Linked DNA regions of Homo sapiens: regions 1 and 2 are each linked to region 3. Evidence: chromatin loops called from intact Hi-C (ENCODE). Cell type or tissue: chondrocyte. All regions are shown on one strand.

Region 1 (2,500 bases), 510 kb before region 3:
AAATTTTGGACCTGGTGGGTGGAGAGACTCTGCTCGGATGCTAATTGTAAGCTCTTATCCTCCACCTAGGTTTAATAGATAACAAGCTTTGGAGATTATGGCATTGGACAATTACTTATAAATGCTCAAGAAATAATTCAAGTGATTACCGCCCTAATATGTACTTGACAAAAATTTACTGAGCCAAATTCTTACAGATGGACCAAATGAAGCTTAAGGGTTTCACTGACCAATCTCTTATGAGCTCTTTGACAGTCATTGTGTTGCTAAAGGAGAAATGAAAAAAAAAGCCTATACATTATTGTTAAATCATATCTAACAATGCTTATGTAGAATATGGAACTTGGAATCATGAGACCTGGGTTCAAATGCAGATTTTCTGTCTTACCTATTACATGACCTTGTTTGAGCTACTTGTGCATTTGGGGGCTTTTAAATTTTTTCTATCTAGAAAACAGGGAGAATAATACTATGTTCTGGGTCATTGTGAGGATTAAATTAAATAGTGTAGGTTAAAGTGCCTATCAGAGTCTGTGCCGCATAGTAAACACTCAATAAATCATTGTGCTGGTTTGATATAATTATAACTCTTTACTTAGAAATAGAATTCCTCTGCATGCATTCATTAAGAAAAAATAATGAGTTATTATTAGAGTTTAATAGATTATAATTTCTCAAAAAAAGCTGATCATTATATTTATTTTTACCTCTCTTCTTTTTATCTTCTCAACACTAGCCAACATTACTACCAGTGGCACAAGGATTCTTTTTATTAAATAGGATTTATACTCTACACTTACAGGGACATGAATCTTTAATAAGGTTCAGTCAGATTCCAGGAATTTTGTTTATGTGGTGTGTGTATGTGCACAGCTATGCACAATTAATCAGAGTTTTCAAAGTAGAATCAAGTTAACTTACCACCAAGAGTCCTCTGCCCCCTGCTGCTTCACCAAATTACTACTGTCACTCTTTGTAGAACCCAACCAGTAAAGAATTTGGGGTTTCATCTAAAGATGTGTCTGTGTGGATCATTTGTACATCAGAAACAAATAACCATTGTTTTCTTTAACCAGTGCCCTTTTAGCCAACCCACAAAATAGACTTTGTACTTTCTTTAATTTAAAAAGCAGAACTCACATCAACTAAGTCGGATTTGGCATAATTTTAAGAAGAAACATTATCATTACATTCAATTCTCTTGTTATTCTTGGCTTTGAAAGGTGAACGTGAGGTTATCATCCAGGTTCGTGGAAAGCACTAATGATGGTCTCGGGGAAAAGGGCAGTTTCGACATCTCCAAGGTAATGGTTGTGGTTGTGGTTCAAGAGCTTCTCTATCCAGGACTGCCAAGAGTACATTTCATTATAACCATAGACCATGGCAACTAATCAAGAAGTAAATTCCATGAATTGTGAAAGTTTTTTATATATTTATTATAAAATATTTGGAATTGTTTCTTGACAGACTTGAGTGTTAAGTATTTGGCTGTAAATTTTACATATGTAACCCAAAATAACTCAATGAAATAGCTTCGTTTTACAGAAGGTGAAACTGAGGTTTAGTGAATTTGAGAAATGCTCCAGATTATACTTGGACCTGGAAAAATCAGGACTAAAACCAAGCCTGCCAAACACAAAAGGTGGTGCTCTTACGCAGAATGGCACTCTGTCTTCTATTCTGCCATTTACCCTCCAGCTCCATACCTCGTCCTACTTTCCTCATTTACAACTGAGAACATAGAGAAGTGAGCTTGCCTGCAGGGCTTACCACGGAAGAGAAAAGAGTACGTAGACAGAAACCAGTTACTTAAATATTAGATCCACAAGCTCAATGTTCAATTCAGAGGTTTCCTAAATATCCTGACCTTACAGCTATCCTCATGCAACAGTGTAACACCAAAAAATATATTAATATACATGAATACAAATGAAAATTATACCTCCTACAAATTATCTTTTTAGAAATAAGACTGGGCTTAAGCTTACAATAAGTACTTTCAGGATACAGACATATTTTAAACATGTAGCATAATTTTGCTATTTAAATTAATAATCTGGAAGAAAAAATCAATAATCATCATGGTACTAGCTATTAAAAATAAATCTGTATTTTTCACATTCTACTATTCTAAATAAACCATTTGTAGTAGGGTTGGCAAACATGCTCATACTCAATTTCATTCTATGCAAGCATTGCACACGTGAGGGACTCATGGTTTGTTTGTTGATGTTGGCCAAGTTAAAACCTCCATTGCTATCTGAACATGTGAAAGTTTTCAAACCTGCTAACATGGAGTTTGCACCTGACAGAAGGGAAAAACATTTTAACAAGCTTTATTTCATCTGTTGAGAGAAAATGAAATGAAGTTTGCAGTGATATTTGCTTTTTAACAGAGCCAGTGAAAAAGCTGTGGAAAGATAAACATAGAAAACAAAAAAAAAAAGAGAGAGAACTCACTCAGATTATGCTTTTCTTTCTCATTTCATGTTTTTCTGAC
Region 2 (2,500 bases), 1.1 Mb before region 3:
CAGGCTAAGGAGAAAAGATTAGGAGCTGGGCTTGAGAGCTGCTCTTCTGGGTCCTTGCAGCGTGCGCTCACAGCAGGCAGTGGAAGTGTTATGTCTACTCCTGGGCAGAGGGGCCGTGGCCCTGGCTGCAGGTATTTCTGGTAAATGCAGGTTTGAGGGCATGAGGATGATGCTTTGAGCTTCCTCTGAATGTTTCTTTCCGCTTAGCTAACATAAATGTTACACATTCCAAACTTTTATAATAGAATGAGTGGGAGACATTGGCAGTTGTCAATAAAACAATTGTCTATGGTACTCCTTATGTAACAAACTGGATTTTTAAAACTTATTTATCTTAAATTTTATAATATTTTAACCTGTGGTTTTTCCCTCTCAAGACATCCAAATGGCTAAAAAATCTATGAGCAAATTATTCAATCAGTCAATAACATTAAAAAAAGTACACATTTTAAACCCCTTTTTATGGTAAATATGTAAAATGCCAAAGCACACCGTGTCTTGACTTGTATGTTCGGTTGGGATTTATATGCAACTTTTAAAAAGTGTAAAGAAAAGCAGTTTTTCTTTTCTAAACTTTCTTCTCAGTTAGGTTCTGCAAAACGCTCCCCCAATTCTCATGAAGTCTAACAGCTGCTATTAAAGCTTACTTTACATGCATGTAGTTAGCAGATATGTTGAAAACGTTTAACAAGTTAAAATGCCAGATATAGTTAGCATTTGTAATTACAAGTATTTTATTTCTCCATAAATAATTCCAGGATTGATTAAGTATAAGGTGACACTAGCCAGTTTTTGGTCTTTGTTTTTTTTTCTCACGATCCTCAACCTTCTTTCTTTTTCCTTGATTTCCTTATTGTCTTTCACCAGTATTTCCTAGTTCCATTCCTTTTTCTTGACTTTGTTCTTTTCTATATTCTTTCCTTTCCCAATTTTTCCTCTGCTTTTTAATTTTCTAGTTTCCTTTTTCCCTGTTTTTTTATTGTTACTTTTCTTTCTCCTTTGTTGTATCTTAAAAGAAGGAAGAAATAAACTGTCCACCAGAGGGCAATCTGATCCTGCGCGCGCGTGCGCGCGCGCACACACACACACACACACACACACACACACACACACTCTCTCTCTCTCTCTCTCTCTCTCTCTCTCTCTCCCTCTCTCTCTCCCTCTCATACACACACACACACACACACAGCCATTTTCTCTCATTTTTTTTCTTTTAAAACTTCCTTCCAGAGGAATATGATGGTTCAGAGAGTAGGTGGTAAAAAACCCTTTTATTTATAAACTCCTTTCATTATAGCTTCTGTGTGGGTGTGTAGTCTCAATGATTTGATTTGTGAAGACTCAAACTGTTGTAGGTTTGTATAAGGAGTATATAGACCCTTATTCTAACAGCCCTAAGAAAACAGTGTAATTATTTGGGGTTATCTTAGAAGCTGCCAAAATACATGGTGAAAATGAAAACTTGAGCTGTGAGATTTTGGATGTATAAGACATGGAAAATCAGCAGACTAATTTCTCGGGTGCCTTTAAATATATGTCACTCTAGCATTCAAGAATTTTACACTCTCATTTAAAAAAATGTGAAAGTCATTATTTTTCTATATTTAGCCATGAAAATGTGTAATAGGAATTAATACAACATTGAACAATCAATTTGTGATGATCCTTATGAATAGCGGAGCTACAGGTAGAGTTGAATTCTGGTTAATAAAATACGTTTTAAAAATATGATTCCTAAGTAGTTGCAGAGTGGCTTAATACAAAGTGATTTTCAACATCTTCCAGGGCCACCTCTGCCTCTTGAGCTCGGTCCTGCCTCTGTTCTCAGGTAAGCTGCTGCAATTCTGTGAGCCTCAGTTTACTTCCTTGTAAATGGAAGTATTTTCAACTCAGGTCCTCATAAGCTCTTTATATGTTAATATGTAGTGGCAGGTCAATGTCAAGAAGAAACGGTTTGAGTCAGCTCTCTTCCTGACCTCGCTGACCTGCACATGTCCATGTCACCTGAAAATGCCATTCTGGATCCCTCAGAGGTTTGAGTAAAGAAAAGAAATTTTCTGCATAGAAGCTTGGTGATTTTTCATCCCAAATGTGAAAGAGAGTCTGTTTTAACTTCATTATCTAATGCAATGAGAGGCAAAATGAGGGGCTATATAAATTCTCTGAAGAAGGACAGGTGGCTGGGTTGCCCACTCAAACGCTGAAATGCTGCGGGCAGAAAGGAGAAGAGAGTTTCATGGTTTGAGTTTTAGTTTCTCAAAACCTAGGCTATACTGTGTGTTCACAAAGACAAATGCTGAATTATCCCGGTGAGTGGGCTTAAACATTTACTGGCCTGTCGATACTCTTTGTCTATCAGCTCACCAAGTTCTCAGTTTTCCATTTGCCAACATCATAAGCAACTTGGAATTACAGCTCTGTGGTGTGAGAAGAAGCCTGAAACTATTATAAAAGCTTTGAATGAGGGCTTCAACTTTTACTAAAGCTTTTACTTCTCATT
Region 3 (2,500 bases):
TAGTTGCTCCTCATTTCATCAGGAGAAAGGAATGTGCTCTGGGGAATAGTGCGATAGTCATAAAGCACTGACATAGCTAAACAAAATATCTGCCTGGTGCAGGTATTTCAGTTCTGGGAATGGATGTAGAAAAAGTCCATATAGGGGTAGACAGGAAGAAATGAGGTCCATGTCTCTTTCTTTCAATTATCTATGAAAATGAAGACACCAATCCATGTCATGTACACGAATGAAGAAAATTCTTGGGTTAATTCATCTCCAAGCGTGTCTAAAGGTGGGAGGGTTTGTAGAGTGAAGGCACTCAAAATTCATTTCCCCATTGTCTGAGAATTTTTATGCACCTTTCTCATCTGAAGGGCTCAATTTTTTCTTGAAGGGTACACACAATGCTCCACCAAAGCTCATTGTGCAATTTTATTTTGAACCCTTGAAGGACAGCTTTTCTCTAAGAAATCTAACACAAAAACGCCCTTAATTAACAGGCTTTTTTTTGCAGGGTGGGGCCCAAGCGGGATCCCAGAGACTGGAAGTGTGAATTTTAATGCTTTGCTGTCAAAGGAGGCGACTCTGGACATTCTCATCACCTTATTTAAAGCGGGGTACGCTGACTAATACGTGAAGCTGTGCATTAATGGCCTAAATTAAGTTACAGGTATGAATTTTACATAAAACAGATTAATATTATATGTCATAATGGAATTTTAAATATTCCGTGTCCATGCATTTTTAATCTTTACGTGCTCTAATTGAATGCGCAAGGCAACTGCATTTCTTGAGCCCACTTTTGCATTTAGATGGGGTAAAAGAACCCCCCCCACGTTTTTGTTTTATTTATATTCCCTTCACCAAAAACCTGCATTCGATTCGGCATTCTTTTCCTTCTTTTTTTTTCTACTTTTGCTAAGCTTTAGCATTTTTTAAAAAGAAAACGGAAAGGCTACACATTCCATTCCATCATTATGGTTTCGGCAAATGTGAAAAGGCGAATAATGAAACGGAGGAGGGAAATATAGAACAGAATGAACGTGCCTTCTTGAACAGCGCGTCTTTCTTAAGGCACTGGAATCCCACGGATGGAGTGATGGGTGGCGGAGGGTCCCTGGGCGCCGTGCTATTAGGAGTGGCAGGGTATCCGCGAGCAGGGCCCAGGCGCTCCCTCAGCAGCCTAGTCGGGATAAGGGGGGCGGTGGAGAGTGAATTCCGGCCGCACATTCCCGCAGTTCTTCGCAGGAACTTCGCTCTCTCTTTTCCCCTCCCTTGGGCACACATCAGCCTGGCCCGACTCCCACTCAGCTCTCTTTTCTCAGAACCCCGACCCACAGCGTTGACGGAATGGAGTGCCCTTCCCATTGGCCCGAGCGTCATTCCCCGAGGTGGCACTGCCCGCCTGATTGGCTGGCCACTCCAGACCCCCCGCCCACTCCTCCACTCGGGTAGCCGGACTCCCCGCCCCCCAGCACCGCCCGGAGCCCCCGCCCTCGCCTCTCCCTCCGCGCCCCCGCCCGCGCGCCCAGCGGGCTCCGCTCGGCTCGCGCTGCGACCCGGCCCGCGCGCTGGTCCCGCCCCCGGGGCGCACGGCTCTATAAATACAGCTGCGCGGCGGGCCGGGCGAGAGCGTAGTGGAGGAGGCGCGGTTGTGAGTAGTACCGGGAGTGGGGTGATCCCGGGCTAGGGGAGCGCGGCGGCCGCGATCGGGCTTAGTCGGAGCTCCGAAGGGAGTGACTAGGACACCCGGGTGGGCTACTTTTCTTCCGGTGCTTTTGCTTTTTTTTTCCTTTGGGCTCGGGCTGAGTGTCGCCCACTGAGCAAAGATTCCCTCGTAAAACCCAGAGCGACCCTCCCGTCAATTGTTGGGCTCGGGAGTGTCGCGGTGCCCCGAGCGCGCCGGGCGCGGAGGCAAAGGGAGCGGAGCCGGCCGCGGACGGGGCCCGGAGCTTGCCTGCCTCCCTCGCTCGCCCCAGCGGGTTCGCTCGCGTAGAGCGCAGGGCGCGCGCGATGAAGGCGGTGAGCCCGGTGCGCCCCTCGGGCCGCAAGGCGCCGTCGGGCTGCGGCGGCGGGGAGCTGGCGCTGCGCTGCCTGGCCGAGCACGGCCACAGCCTGGGTGGCTCCGCAGCCGCGGCGGCGGCGGCGGCGGCAGCGCGCTGTAAGGCGGCCGAGGCGGCGGCCGACGAGCCGGCGCTGTGCCTGCAGTGCGATATGAACGACTGCTATAGCCGCCTGCGGAGGCTGGTGCCCACCATCCCGCCCAACAAGAAAGTCAGCAAAGTGGAGATCCTGCAGCACGTTATCGACTACATCCTGGACCTGCAGCTGGCGCTGGAGACGCACCCGGCCCTGCTGAGGCAGCCACCACCGCCCGCGCCGCCACACCACCCGGCCGGGACCTGTCCAGCCGCGCCGCCGCGGACCCCGCTCACTGCGCTCAACACCGACCCGGTGAGAGGCCGGGCGCCGGCCGTGGGCGGACGCCGCGGGGGATGGGAGGTTGGTGGCGTGGTGG

What was found. Hi-C counts contacts between places; a loop is a spot of excess contacts. Peaks named below come from ENCODE experiments on the same cell type or tissue, not always from the same donor. Only the 100,000 strongest peaks of a DNase experiment are listed, where the experiment ranks them.
Region 1: a loop joins it to region 3, with 1.9 times the contacts of the local background. A loop is called at or near these places in 4 of 110 quality-filtered maps.
Region 2: it touches region 3 in a loop (4-fold over the local background); 2 of 110 quality-filtered maps call a loop at or near these places.

Annotation. Positions count from the first base shown.
Region 1 is chr6:19,321,963-19,324,462 of GRCh38, forward strand. It overlaps LOC105374961 (a long non-coding RNA gene), which reads right to left and starts at 323. Exons shown (of 3, transcript XR_926561.3): 1 at 231-323. It overlaps LOC107986575 (a long non-coding RNA gene), which reads right to left. Exons shown (of 2, transcript XR_001744014.3): 2 at 1,101-2,500. In chondrocyte, CTCF peaks have their summits at 950 (motif pointing left) and 1,157; no DNase peak of the experiment used is centred here.
Region 2 is chr6:18,748,496-18,750,995 of GRCh38, forward strand. All of the region lies in intron 1 of LOC105374957 (a long non-coding RNA gene), which reads right to left. Among named protein-coding and RNA genes, the nearest start is that of TRQ-CTG1-1, 86 kb to the right of the region's middle. RefSeq lists an enhancer at 923-1,217. In chondrocyte, CTCF peaks have their summits at 1,012 (motif pointing right) and 1,212; no DNase peak of the experiment used is centred here.
Region 3 is chr6:19,835,760-19,838,259 of GRCh38, forward strand. It overlaps ID4 (inhibitor of DNA binding 4), which reads left to right and starts at 1,611. Exons shown (of 3, transcript NM_001546.4): 1 at 1,611-2,436. The coding sequence starts at 1,996. In chondrocyte, a CTCF peak has its summit at 1,101; DNase peaks (open chromatin) are centred at 1,382 and 2,402.